2 separate regions of the Homo sapiens genome follow, and region 1 is linked to region 2. A link is a contact called in ENCODE Hi-C data. All regions are on one chromosome and are shown on one strand. The core of a region is the stretch at or near the end of the contact, and the rest is flanking DNA. Distances in the headings are between cores, read along the strand shown. Region 1 overlaps LINC01725 (long intergenic non-protein coding RNA 1725). Region 2 holds the start of PRKACB (protein kinase cAMP-activated catalytic subunit beta).

Region 1 (7,055 bases), core at 4,421-6,920, 380 kb before region 2:
TAAACTGCTCTGTGATAGGAATTGTGCTAGGGGCTGAAGACAGGACAATAAATGAGGCATGGTCTTGGCCTCAAGGAAGTCACAGTTTTATGGGGAAAAAAATCCCCTTCAGCAGACAATTAAAATATAATATTCTACAATAAATGTCTATAGAAGATTCTATTAGAACATATAATAATTTAAGAAGTCACACCTGCAACTCTGCCAATAGATATACTCCTCTATATTGCCTGAAATTCCACCATTAGAAGTTGGTCTATCTGAGTTGGAAGATATCTTTTTAAAATTTCAAATAGCTCTGATGTGAATACCATCTTAATCAGGATTGTTAGTTTTTCTTACTTGGTGTGAATTGATCAATCTGATCGTTTCCCCTCTGAAGCACCTCCAATCAGTAAACTCAGGAAATGGTGGTGTCTTGGGGCTTGAGGAGCAAGGGTAATAGAAGAAGAGAACATTGGATCTGCGGGATTGGGGAACCCCCAAAGCCAGACTTCCTCTAAGAGACCAATTAAGACTCAGGTCAGCCCAGCATAGCTGCTTCCTCCTTCAATGCACTGATGCACTGTGTATCAGGACATTGAACAACACTCAATCCTATAGAATGGACAAATAAGTCACTGATTTGATTACTTGGCTGACGATGCACTCATCAGGAAGAACTGAATAAACTCTCCAAATGCACATCTTCTGTCTCCCCTGCCAAGGTGACCAGGCATTTGGGTCTTCAAGATCTGGAGGGAAGTTGCTAGGTAGAAACAAACCCAGGCAGACAATCACTAATCAAGCCTATGCACACCCACTGAGACAATTTAGCTGAATTTATCTGGGTTTGTATAGAAAGGCCAGGATCTATACTGGGAAGAACTTGAATCCGTAGGGCCTGTGAACGGGATGAGATGTGCAGATTCTGAGAGAGTTGCAGGAATCTTAAATCACATCTGAGAAGACTTTATAGGCCTGGGCAAGGACAACAAGAGTGAGGCACCGCGGACTGGGGATGAGGTCCTCCTCATATCTTATGGATCTGTGTAAACCCCAGGATTTCCATCTAACAACATGAAGAAAGGGAAGGGAGTCATGTACAGTGAGTGTAGAAGACATCCCCCCAATCTTCATGGATACGCCTACATTGATAGAGCAATGTAGCAGTACTTGTACCCTGGATAGTGTGGAAGAGTCCATTGCCTATTACAGAACTAGCTAGAAGTTATCTTTTCAGTAGGAGAAAGTGCAAGATCAAAAGAGAAGATACTTAGAGGAAGGCCGAACACACACGGTAGTTAATTCCCTATAGTTTGTTGTAAAACAATATCAAGTGTTTAGAAATGGTCATTTGACCTAATATGGCCAATGATGGGAGGCATGCTGAAAATTTCTGGGAAAGGATTCCTCACTCCTAAGAAAGAGATATTAAAAAAAGAGGTGGTCCTTCTTCCTCTGGACATCGTATGTCTAGATGGGACTGCCAGAACTGCTACAGCCATATCGCTATCAGCCCAAGGAGGCAGCCAAAACATGAAGAGGCATAGCTAAGAGATTGGCTGCGAAGTGGAGCTGGAACCCTGGTGTAGCCCACACAGAGCCATCACTTCTTGTTACATAAGTTTCAATATTGCTTAAGCCAGTGTTCTGTGACTTGCTGCCAAGACCATTTGCTATACAAAGTACAACTGTTTTGGTGTGTTCTTTCCACACTAGCCACAGTTGGTGCATTAAGCTTCAACCAGAACAGTGGATCAATACATTGTGTAATGGCCCCTCTTTTCCCCAGTCCTACCTATTTTCTATCGTATACCAAAGTGCTGTCACCCCCAAACAACCCCGCCAGACTGTATCTTTGCTTAAACACCTCTACAGGCTTCCGATTTCCCATAGGGGCAACTGTCTTCCATGGCAGACAAGGCCCTTATGCATTGAGCTTCACCTGCGATCCTGTCATCTCCCGCCACTCCATGCCCTGTACCTGGAACATGAGCCATTCTGGCCTTCCCTCTGTTTCCCAACACAGTAGCTGTTTGTGTCTCTTGGACCATTTGTGGAAGCATTGTGCTGTCTAAAATGCCCTTTCTCATCTATTCTATCTGCACAGAAAAGTAGACTTTTCCATCTATACTTGTCTCTGGGAAGCTGTTCCCTGACTTCTCTTTTCTGTGTGTTTCTTAGCGTTTGTGTCATATCATCTAGGACCTTTTTAAATATCTGTTTATATGCACCAGTCCTCCCCATTAGCCTGTGCACCTATGATGGTTAATTTTATGTGTCAACTTGACTGGGCTAAGGAATGCCCAGGTGGCTGGTAAAACATCATTTCTGGGTATCTCTGTGAGGGTGTTTCTGGGATAGATGAGCATTTCAATTAGTGGACTGAGTAAAGAAGATCTGCCCTCACCAATGTGGTCAGGCATCATCTAGACCACTGAGGGCCCTGACAGAACAAAAAGGCAGAGGGAAGACAAATTCGTTTCCCATTTGGCTCAGACATCCCTCTTCTACCCTCAGCATCTATGCTCCTGGTTCTTGGGCCTCTGGACTTGGACCAGGACTTACTTACGTCATTGGTTTACCTGGTTCTCCAGCTTGCAGATGGCAGATAGTGGGAATTCTTGGCCTCTACGATTAAGTGAGCCAATTCCATAAGTCGAACAAATTGATCACTTTTGATGGATGACAGATATAGATAGATAGATAGATAGATAGATAGATAGATAGATAGATAGATAGATAGACAGACAGAGATAGATATATCCCATTGGTTCTGTTTCTCTGGAGGACATTTACTAATACAGTGCCTCTTGAGACCACCTCTGTAGCCTCAGTTCTGGACTCATCCGTAATAGGAACTTAGTGTTCCTGGAACAAATAAACAAACGAATGAATAAATGAGTACAATCCAGGATTTCAGAAAGTCAGAAACAAATTCTATAACATCTGGAGTCCTTCTGCGAAGTGAGCAACTACTTCCCACACCTCTTGAGGGTATCACAGCTAACCAGTCCACTAATACTTTCAACCCACACAGTGATTTGTTCCGCCACCTTAAGCTATATTCCTGATTACTGCTAATCTAAAGAGCAGGATCACTCTGGTGGGCATGACATTTTTCTACTATGTTTTAAGTGTGAATGCTGACTTCCGGCCACAACAGAGTTATTTGCAATGTTTGCTTAACACAAGTGTGACATCGTGTTAAGAAGTCTAATTCAGAAGCATGTTATGTAATAATACCAAAACAATTATCTTATCTATTTTTAATTAACTGGCTCCTACATATATTTATTTATTGATCAGACACAAAGCACATATACATATTTTTAATATGAAGCATTTCCGAAGAAGAAAAATGTTGGTAGGAATTAAAATTTTGTCCTATTTTTACATAAAGTGGTATAAATAGTAACATTTATGCATGTAAGTATGAATGTATGTTAAAAGAGAGAAAATAAATCTGTATGGAAATATATAATAGGGAAGAACACAGATTAATGTATCCAGGCATTATATTGATGCAATTTTTATCAACGGGTTCGCATCAACTGCTTGCCAATAGGACACAAACCATGGCATCCCAGGTCTGCAAAGCCACACTGGTCGCCAGCAGTTTGAAAAGTTGGCTGTAAATGAAGGTTTTCTAAGTGGCTGCTTATGATGCCATGTTGGTGGCATTAGTGCCTGGGAAATACGAAGAGCTAAATGCTTCCTCTATTTCATTTTCTAAATTTCATAGCCTGATGGCAGTAGGCCTGCAGGCACTGTATTCTGAAAGGATTATTGCACTTCCTGAGAAGTTAAAGTCACTCAGCTTTTGCCCCCATGGCTTGGGACACCAACCGAGACATACTGCAATCACACAGCTGCAATAGACTGTCTCTCGTGGCTTACTGCTTAATGATATTCCAAACATTAGATCTCCCTTCTATTATGTAGCCTCTTTGCCACCAACTCCCTTTTGCTTCTTTTAAGCCTTTTTTCATTTTTGTATTTACCTTATTTATCTTACCTTCACACTTCCGTGACCTGATTACCCTTAGACATAATCATCTCCGGTTTTCCTTTATGTATCAGTGGCTGCCGCTTGATATTATGGTGTTATTTTAATATCATAATGGAAAATGATAAAGGCCAATCAATTACTTTGTATTATCCATTTTGTTCCATTGGGATTGATTTTCCTCTATGTAATCATGTTTGCAGCCATAAAAACAAAGATTAAAAAGGGTTTTCTCTCTATTTTTCATATTCAAAAGAGTCATATTAGTAACTCTGCTTCATAATGTTGCCGCTAAGAGAGCTAAAGCTCATCTAGAGAAACGGAGTCCCTGGGAGGTGGCTTGAGTGATGGACAGGACCCAGGGCTAGTTCTAGGACACTGGCCCACGCCTCAAGTATTTATTTTCCCTGCTGTTCTCTGGAAAAAATCTGGCATTACATTTATGATTTAATAAATGGCAATCCTGTGTCGGCTGCACATTTTTGCACATCAGAAGAGGTTCCCACATTGTCACTTTGCCTTCTCCTCACCAGATAAACTGCTGAAACTCTCCCACGTCAAATAACCTAGAAATGTACCGATAATGAATCTTTCCCAGTGCGGCTGTGCCATTCACTCACTTAAACTTCAGCTGCCTGCTGAGGCTCTCGGTCCTTGAGAATAAATATACATTAGATGCAAGCAGGGTACATACAAACGCCAAGAAATAATACAAAGCAGGGTGAACAGCTTGCAGGAGGAACCTGCGGAAGACTCCAGTCTCTCTACAGCAGGGAGAGTCTCTGAGTGGGGAATCAGCTTCAAAGAGATGAGCTACGGAGACTAAGTCCTCTAATCACTAGCTTTACATGCACTGAGATTGACAAGCTGGTGGGCAGCCCCAAATGGCAGCCCTAGGCATGATAGAGAACTTAGCTTCTCCACAGCCCAGCTCGGCTGCCAGAACTGTGCTCCCTGCAACTCCCATGGCCAAATGGGTAGACGAACTGTTTGTCTTTTGTTTGGTGTAAAAACCCATAGAGAAATCCAGCTTGTATGCAAGCTCTGCAATGCTAGGGTTTTATCTGACCTCACTTTTATTGCTCAAATGCTCCAGACTCTCTTTCCCTTCCTCTTGCTCAGCGATTGACCCTTTTCCTTGAAATAAGCAAATAGCATGTATTAAAAATCATTTCAGGCTATGGGGTCCTGGAGCCAGGGATGAGGATCAGAGTGTGTGACATCACACTCTGATGTCAGAGTGTGTTGACACCAACATTCTCCTGCAGTATGCAGACACATAAGGATGCTGGTGGAATTTCAGAGATTGTCTCCTGGAGCTGCTGTGTCCCCTGTGCAGCAATCTGGAGGCTCCCTGGTGCCTGGGTTCACCTGGGGAGCTCTGCTACCACTGGCCCCTGGTTCTCCCCTCTAGAGGCTCATGAGATTCAGTTCTCAGGGTCCTTGGCTCTGGAAATTGCTGCTTCTGTCAGTTACTACAGCTTAGACTCAGTGTACGTTAGGGTGTGTTAGGACATGGCATGAATATTATTTGCTCCTGTTCTTATGAAAATGTGTATAACTGAAAGGAGTTACCTTTACCTGTGTGTTTGGAAGGTGCTTCACAAAACTGTTCTGCCCAGCTCCCTCCCTATAGATTCTGAGTTACACTTACCACTTCCCAATTCTAGAGACTTTCTCTTTTGCAGCTGCCTCATCTAGGGGAGTCCCCCAGGGGCCACACTGTTGCCTGACAAGCAAATGAAGCCAGGAGGAAGCAAGAAAGGCCGCCACAAAGCCATCCCCTCTCGCAACAAAGCCCTAAGCTCCTGCTTGCTCATTTGATTAAAACAAAGTCTCCAACTGCCTCCCACAGCACCCTCCCTTGGAGAGTTCATGCTCAGAGCCACCGAGTAATTTTTATTGTATAACAAACAGTTGCTTAAATAGGTTGTCTGCAAATGGTCATTATATCCGCCTCCCCCTCCACCTGCCACAAATCTCCCATGGTGGGGGGCAGGCCCTGGCAGCTGTCCCCCTGCCCACCCACCCCTCAGCAGCCCTCATAAATAAGCTCCAGTATCAGCAGGACCAAGAGAGACCTGCAGTGGTAGGAGGGGCTGGACAACCTGGAACTTTGAAGGAAGAATTCCAAATGCTCTGTGGCACACTTAGCACTTTGAGAGAAGGGAGGCTGTGGGAACAGAGTCAGATTTCTTCTGCAGGGAAATTACTCAAATAGGTTTTAAAATTTATAGTCCGTGTTGTGATAATAAATAAAAATAAAATATACTCCCCCCAACTCAGAGTTTCTTTGGCTGCAGAAGTCCTCTGGGGTTGGCTCCCTCTACTGCTATGCTGTTTAGACAGAAAACTGGAGAGTAGTTTTCCCTGAAGCTGCTCCAAGGCTCCGGCTTCTATTCCCAGTTGAATTTGCATTCCACCGGCTTGATTCCTCCTAAAAGGCACCTTCCTTCTCTGCAGACTAGCGCTGACCACCCTGACCCCCTCCACACCTCCTGTTCACTCCCACTATGATTCCTTCTTTCCTTTGGTTTCTGTCCTGCTTGGCCAGAGAAGCCCCTCCCAAATCACGAGCAGCTTCACTAAGCCATTGACAGCACACACTGATGTCTAATAACAAAGCATTGCTCAACGATCCTCACCCTATCTACCCTGTTGGTCCCAACTCCAGTGCCACTGCCCCCCATTCCGGCTCACATCTGTCTGCTGCATAACCCAGAGAGGTGACATGCAGAATTAAATTTAAACATTCAAAATCTAGGGTTCCAATTGTGGGTGCAGTTACATAATTACAACACTTACCATATAATAGAATAACATTGTTTAGGGTAAGATTTTGGAGTTGCACTAATGGATGCTTTTTTCTGTTTTCTGTAAACAGTCTTGATATATTGAAGAGGAGACATTGTCAGTAATCACAGTACTTCTCAATGCATCTCGTGAATTGTGTCCAAATGTAAGAAAAGCAGACTAGTTTTGAAATATCAACATCTGCCCTAATTTACTTGCTTCTGCATTATGGTTCTAATTGCACTCAATATAACCTATTGTTGTTGGATCC
Region 2 (7,388 bases), core at 4,491-6,990:
TTCAAAAAAAATCAAAAACAAAAACGAAAAACAAAACACTGTCCCAGATAGTTCTGGGAAATTCTACAAAACATTTAAAGAAGAAATGATACCAATTCTCACAGTTTCTTCTGGAAAAATATAAGACAGAATACTTCTCAACTTATTTTGTGAAGCCAATCTTAACCTGCTACCAAAATCATGCAAAGATGGCACATGAAAATAAAACTACCAAGCAATGTATCTTTATGAACACAAACAGAAAAATCCTCAGTAAAATATTAGTAAGTTGAATCCAGCAATATATACAAGGAATATTACACCAAGACCAAAAGGGGTTCATTCTGATAATTCAAAGCTGGTTCAATATTTGAAAATTAATCTGTGCAACCCACCATATTAGTAGACTAAAAGGTAAAAACCACATGATTTTATCAACAAATGCTGAAAACACATTAGGTAAAATTCAGCATCCTCCTAAGATAACTCTTCACTAACCCAGGAAAAAAAAAGGAAACTTTGTTATCTCAATAAGGGGCATCTACAAAACAGTGTCTACAGCTAACATTTTAGTAGTTAATGATGAAAAACTGAATGCTTTCTTCCTAAGACTTGGAATAAGGCAAGAATGTTCATTGTCACCACCTTGTTCAACATTGCACTGTAATTCTTGACCAATGCAATAAGGCAAGACAAATAAATAAAAGGCATACAGATTAGAAATAAATAGTTCCTGTTGAAAGACGACATGACTGCCTACATAGAAAATTGCAAGAAATCTATAAAAAGAAAGTCTCCTAAAACTGAGTTTAGCAACAATAATATATAAAAATAATATATAGTAGCAATGCACAATGTATTAGTTTGGTACAAAAGTAATAGAGGTTTTTGCCATTGAAAGTAATGGTGAAAACCACAATTACTGTGTACCCATCTAATAAAACATTTTTAAAGAACTGTTTACAATAGCTCCAATTTTTAAAATACTTAGGTATAAATCTAACAAAATTATGTGCAAGATCTGTGTGTTGAAAACTGTAAAACACTGATGAAAGAAATTCAAAAGACCCAAGTAAATGAAGAGACATGCTATGATTATGGATTGAAAGACTCAATATGGTTAAGATGTCATTTCTTCCAATAAGCATAATCCAAATAAAATCCCAGCAAGATTATATTTGTAGACATAGATAAACTGATCTTAAAATTTATATGGAAAGGTGAAGAAACTGTAGTAGCCAAAACAACTTCGAAAAAAAGGAAAAAGGGCCGGGCACTGTGGCTTACGCCTGTAATCCCAACACTTTGGGAGGCTGAGGTGGGCGGATCACGAGGTCAGGAGATTGAGACCATCCTGGCTAACACGGTGAAACTTTGTCTCTACTAAAAATAATTAAAAAATTAGTTGGGTGTGGTGGCATGCATCTGTAGTCCCAGCTACTTGGGAGGCTGAGGCAGGAGAATAGCTTGAACCCAGGAGGCGGAGGTTGCAGTGAGTCGAAATGACACCACTGCACTCCAGCCTGGGCGACAGACTGAGACTCCGTCTCAAGAAAAAAAGGAAAAAAAAATAGAAGATTTACACTATCAGATTTCAGACTTACTAGAAAGCTATGGTAATCAAGACAGTATAGTATTGGTGAAAGAATTGACACATATATAGGTCAGTGAAAGAGAATAGAGAGTCCAGAAATAGACTCACACAAATATGGTCAATTGATTTTTGACAAAGGTGCAAATGCAATTCAACAGTAAATGGATATATAAATTGTGGTAATTCCATACAATAGAATTTAGCCATATAAATGAGTGAATATTAAGATACACAACATAGATAAATCACAATTGCCATACTATACTAAATGAAAGAAGCCAATCTGAAAATGTTGCATAGTCTATAAGTCCACTTATATATAACATTCTGGAAAAAGCAACACTATTACCCTAAAACCTTTATTTGAATAGCAGGAGTTATAGTCATGTCATTTGTCCTCTACATGGAGCACATACATCATTTACACATTAAATATGTTTTCATGTTTTTCTTTTATTTAACCTTTAAACTCTAAAGTACATAGTTCTGCTTGGCCCCAAGATGATTGTAAGAAACATGGACAATGAAATTTTATGGCTATAGGTGACCGTCTTAATTAAAACCTTCTCATAGCAGATTTTCAGACCTGGGACAATATATCCAAGAATGAATCTTACCCACCACTATTTTTTCACCCCAACTTCTTCACTCTTATTTGGAAAATAACTGCATTTAAAAATAAAATGTTTACTTCATGTGGTAATCAGTGTCTTGCAGTACAAGAAACCCTGATCTAGGAGTTTGAAGACCTAGGTGACTTTGGGCAAGTCACTTAATGTTTATTTTTTTGCATCTTAAAATAAGGATAATAATACCTGTGCTGCTTACTTTATTTGTAAGGATCTCAGGTGCATTACAGTAATTTCACAATGGTTTTACAGAGTAAATCACTTTATATGTGGTAAAGTGCTTGGTAAATGTGTCATCACTATTATTAAATAAAAGAAACCAATATTTTGTGGTATTTTGTGGCAATTAAAGCTGGTTCAACTCTGAAAATTTCTATAATTTTAAAAATTAATGCAGAATGAAGGAGGAATAAAATCAACCTCATGAAGTTGATTACTCTCTAGTTTTAAAATCTTATTTAACTACAAGATAAGCTATTCTGGTAAATTCTCGGTGCATGGCGAGACATTTAGTGCGAATTAAAGTTGTGGAAACACCGCTAGGAAGAATAACAAGCAATATACTTCTTAAAGTTAATTGCAGTTATGAAGGAATTCATAGTTTTAGTTAAAACTGCAGTTGTTTCTTTCTAGCAGTAGATGCCAGTAGAGTTCTTCTTTTTATTTTTATTTCTTAATCAAAAATCAAATATCCGAAGTACTTCTATAGCAATAGCTTCCTGGTCACATTACCACATATAGAAACATTGCTTTAAATATTAAATATTCTATTTTCTGGAAGGACTTGATAACAAATTGAAACAATTTTATTTTTAAAACAGTGCAGATTTAAAATACGGTGTTTTCAAGATACTCATCTAGTGAAGTTTACTCTTTTTGCTTTAGTAATTTTGTTTTAAAGCTTATGCATTGTTTTAAATAAAGTAATCTTAGTGTTCTAGTTAGGAATCTGCAACTTCTGTACTTGAGCAACATTGAATATAAATAAAAAATCTGGCTAGATGTGTTAAAAATGAATACGGTCCAGCTGAAATGTTACGATTAGTTTGTGTATTTGGCAATGGAATACCATGAGTGTAATACTTTGGGGAGGTTAATATGTCAGAGAGGTGAATGATTAAAGGGGGTAATTGGAAGCGGGGAAAACAAGAAGTTAAGAAGTCCACATTGGCACTGAGTAAAAATGTAATTCAAAGAATGAATAAAATTTAGTAACAAATAGAAAAAAGGAGAAGTTCAATGATAACAGTTCTATTACTCTTGTCTCTATATATGAGCAACTTGGTGCTTCTTGGATTATCTATAAATATGGTCCCATCATAAATAAAATTCAAACATTTTCAAGTATTCGGTGATTCTACTTAGACCTTTAAATTGTTAAAAATGAGTGAATACTTTTTTCTTTTAACATGTTTATTGAGTATGTAATACATGCATTTCATTTATGAATTCAAGTAACTCACAATTTAGGGTCATATAAATTCATAAACAGTACCTTTTAACATAATATTATGAGGTCAGTGAAAACAAAGCAGCAAAGTTTGTTTTCCTAGGAAGTATGTGGCAGACTTCACTGAAGAGGTGACATTTGAACTAAGCCTTGAAGATGATTAGAATTTCCTTCAGTAGAGCAAATCAAGGGAATTCAGTAATTTTATCCACTTCTTCCCTTACAGAATCAGTCCATGCTCTGTAGATATTTGTTGAAGACTACAGACATTTAATAAGTGTCTGTTTTGTGTAAGGCACTACCAGATGTTAAGAAACAAATTATTGTTATGCACACATAATATTTATACATAAAGCTACAAATTTAAGAATTTTGTCATATAGATGCTGTTGCATATTTGTTTAGATTGATAAAAATTTTATTACACAAAACAAAGTATACAGAAATGAGCTGTTACATGGCAAAATTCATTGGTCAGTGTTTTGTTAACTGTTATTCACACATAATATTTATACATAAAGCTATAAATTTAAGTTTATCTTATAGATACTGTTACATACTTGTTTAGATTGATATGAATTCCATTACACAAAGTATACACAAATGAACTGTTAAATGGCAAAATTCACTAATCAGTGTTTTCTTATTGGCCTTTTATGTAGTCCTAATTTGATTACATTATTGTTCCTATTTATTTTACTTATCAGTATTGTTTCTATTTTTTATGTTTGTCAAACAGTTGGCAGTAAATCTGAAGTAAGATTTTTTTAGATAGATTGTTTTAGATAGACCTTTTTCTTTCTTTCCTTTCCTTCCCTTCCCTCCCCTCCCCTCTGCTTCCAAAGAGAACCACGGAAATTTCTTATCCTTTAGTGTCAAAAAAACAAGTACTCAAAATTTTTGTTAAATGCCACAGGTTACTTTCTTTCCTGAAAATTGACAAGGCAAGTTTTACTTACTTTTAATCAAAAGAGATGTTTTGGCCAGGCGCGGTGGCTCACACTTGTAATCCCAGCACTTTGGGAGGCCAAGGCGGGCGTATCGCTTGAGGCCAGGAGTTTGAGACAACTCCTGACCTGGCCAACATGGAGAAACCCCATCTCTACTGAAAATACAAAAATTAGCCGGGCATGGTGGTGCGCGCCTATAATCCCAGCTACTCGGATGTCTGAGGGGCGAGAATCGCTTGAACCTAGGAGCGGAGGTCGCAGTGAGCAGAGGTCGCACCACTGCACTCCAATCTGGGAGACAGAGTGAAACAACGTTTAAAAAAAAATAGAGAGGTGTTTCTAAGTGAGATCACTAAATCAGGGGTTTAGGTAAGTAGTAGTCTTCAGTGGTAAGGTTTTAAAATTAACATGTCTCAGCCAACTAGAAGGAACTTTTTTCTCTCAATTGAAATTTCTTGCTATGGTGGATTTTATATAATTTAAATCTTGTATTTTGTTCTTTTCAAATTTTAGAATGTTTTAAAATGTACCCCTGGTAATAGACATATGTCAGCAGATTATAAGTTTGATAAGCAATACTGACATACTAAGTGTATGTAGTTCCTGTATGTATTAGGCCTAAATCAATGAATTAGAAACATTCAATTTTTTAAAGTGCTATTTCACATTGTTTTATTTATACGTGTTATAAATTTGTTTTGCAAGAGTTTTTTCATACCCATTTCATACTAGTTTTTTTTTATGAAAAGTTAGCTGCTTATAAGGATTCATAAAATCTGTATATTAGTTGATTTCCTAGAAAAAATACAACCTGTCTTTAGCATGTTGTGTTTGGAGGACAGCTTGGCCTTCAGTTGTTTGCATAGACTTGTCATACATGTTTAACTAGTTTTCTTTTTAAAGAATGTTTAGCCTACTATATATATAAAGCTTTATATTTAATGCTCTCATTAGCCTATATATTAATATTAAAACACCCAAACATAAAGCCTTTTAGGCAGATATTGCAAGTTTTTAAAATCCTCAACTCTAGCTGAAAAGTGTTTTGCTAAGAAAAGCTCAGTAATGTGCTGTTTTATATTAACAGGAAACAGAACAGCAGTAGTGGTTTGAATACCCTGCAAACAGGAAGTTTGACACATGCATAGCTCTTAGCTTCTGTGTAAGAAGTTGTGAGCTCCTTCTGGAAACATTTGCAGTTACATTAAGTAAAGTGTAAATGCACATGAATGGCAGCTTATAGAGAACCACCTTGTAACCAGTATACAGGTACAACTACAGCTCTTCAGAAATTGGAAGGTTTTGCTAGCCGGTTATTTCATAGACACTCTAAAGGTACTGCACATGATCAGAAAACAGCTCTGGAAAATGACAGCCTTCATTTCTCTGAACATACTGCCTTATGGGACAGATCAAGTAAGTTTTGTTTTTTAAATGATACATTATAACTAGCAACTAAAATGGTAATTGGAGTTTTACAATCAAACATAAAGAACCCTCTTTTGTTTGTTGTTTTCTGATTTTCACAAGGACATTTTGCAAGATGAAGTTGAAAGAATTCCATAAAAACTTGATTATAAGTTGAGCTGAATCATTCAGCTTTCATCATTGTATGGTTTTATTTTTGACTAAGTTCAATATCAGTGACAAGATTTTCTATAAAATTCTTACATCATTTCTAATGTACTTTTTTTTGTTGTTCTTACATAAAAATGAAATACTTAAGTTTCAGAAACAACCATCTGTTTACTTCTTAAAATGTCTTGTATTTATAAGCTTTAAACTTTGAAAGGGGCAACAAGACTCTTGAATTTATAATTACATTTCTATTGTGTTTGCCATGGTTTTATTTTTAAATGCATGTGAGAAAGTTATTTCAGTTTTACAAACAGGAATTTCTAAAATAAAACATAATTATTCTATCTAAATTCTTACACTTATAACATTATGGATATCAAAAACTTTATAATTATATTTTATGTTATTTATACATATGACTCAAATGCAGGAAAAGTTGGTTATGCATGAATCACATTCTTTCAGGCATGTTAAAATGTTTGAACTTGCAGCTTTGCTAAAATGGTGCTGGGGAACCATTTTTGGTGCCATACACTCTAAAAGATAAATTGCACATATAAACAATACTAGTGCCGCCATTCTACATCTCACCTTGGACCCTCCTCAAGGTATTTCTGTGACTCCAATTAGAGGAACAATAGAATTACCCTTGAAACTTTTGCCCTCTTTGGTGTGTTTGTTTGATCATCAAATAGCACTAGCGTTTGACTCTTTCTGTTTATGTATTTGGTAGCAGTTAAGGAAGAAAACTCAGCTTAACAACCACAACAGCAAAATCAAGAATGGCTTACAAAATTTACTCCTAGGTTTATACAGCACCTTGACAGTGTTATAGAAGCTTATTTGAATTAATTTTTTACTAAATCAGAAATTTTTTTACATTCTTCAAACTATTTTTGGGAGATTGAGGAAGAACATGTATTTGTGCATTTTTTCCACTTAAAAGGTTTTGGGTTATTTATAGTCTTTACTGTATAGCAAGTTGATGGATGAGGAATATGAATATATATCTTCAAGTTAATGAACTGTTGAATATTAAAATAGTGGTATAATATTAAACTTTACCATGTAACAAAAGCTTGTTAATTATTGTCCTTGCCCTATTCTTTTAAATTGCAGTCTTTTAAATCCTTTTGGAAATTATTTTTATGCATTTCAAGTATGTTTTAATTTAAAGTTAAATGAGGAATTAAGACAGAATTGAATTA

The links. Hi-C counts contacts between places; a loop is a spot of excess contacts on that map.
Region 1: a loop to region 2 is called in a map of OCI-LY7, with 3 times the contacts of the local background. The contact joins the enhancer-like site here to the promoter of PRKACB in region 2. A Hi-C loop is called at or near these places in 1 of 168 maps with a recorded cell type or tissue (OCI-LY7) and 1 of 37 single-sample maps with no recorded cell type.

The regions. Positions count from the first base shown.
Region 1 is chr1:83,755,566-83,762,620 of GRCh38, forward strand. The region is part of intron 1 of LINC01725 (long intergenic non-protein coding RNA 1725); the gene reads right to left. Among named protein-coding and RNA genes, the nearest start is that of LINC01725, 100 kb to the right of the region's middle. RefSeq lists an enhancer at 5,336-5,485. Within about 2 kb of position 5,671, at least 2 of the 41 ENCODE cell types and tissues checked have a DNase peak (open chromatin) inside an H3K27ac peak, as active enhancers do; they include OCI-LY7, where a contact is called at or near this core.
Region 2 is chr1:84,138,531-84,145,918 of GRCh38, forward strand. It overlaps PRKACB (protein kinase cAMP-activated catalytic subunit beta), which reads left to right and starts at 5,741. Exons shown (of 10, transcript NM_182948.4): 1 at 5,741-6,018. The coding sequence starts at 5,832. RefSeq lists a silencer at 5,760-5,809.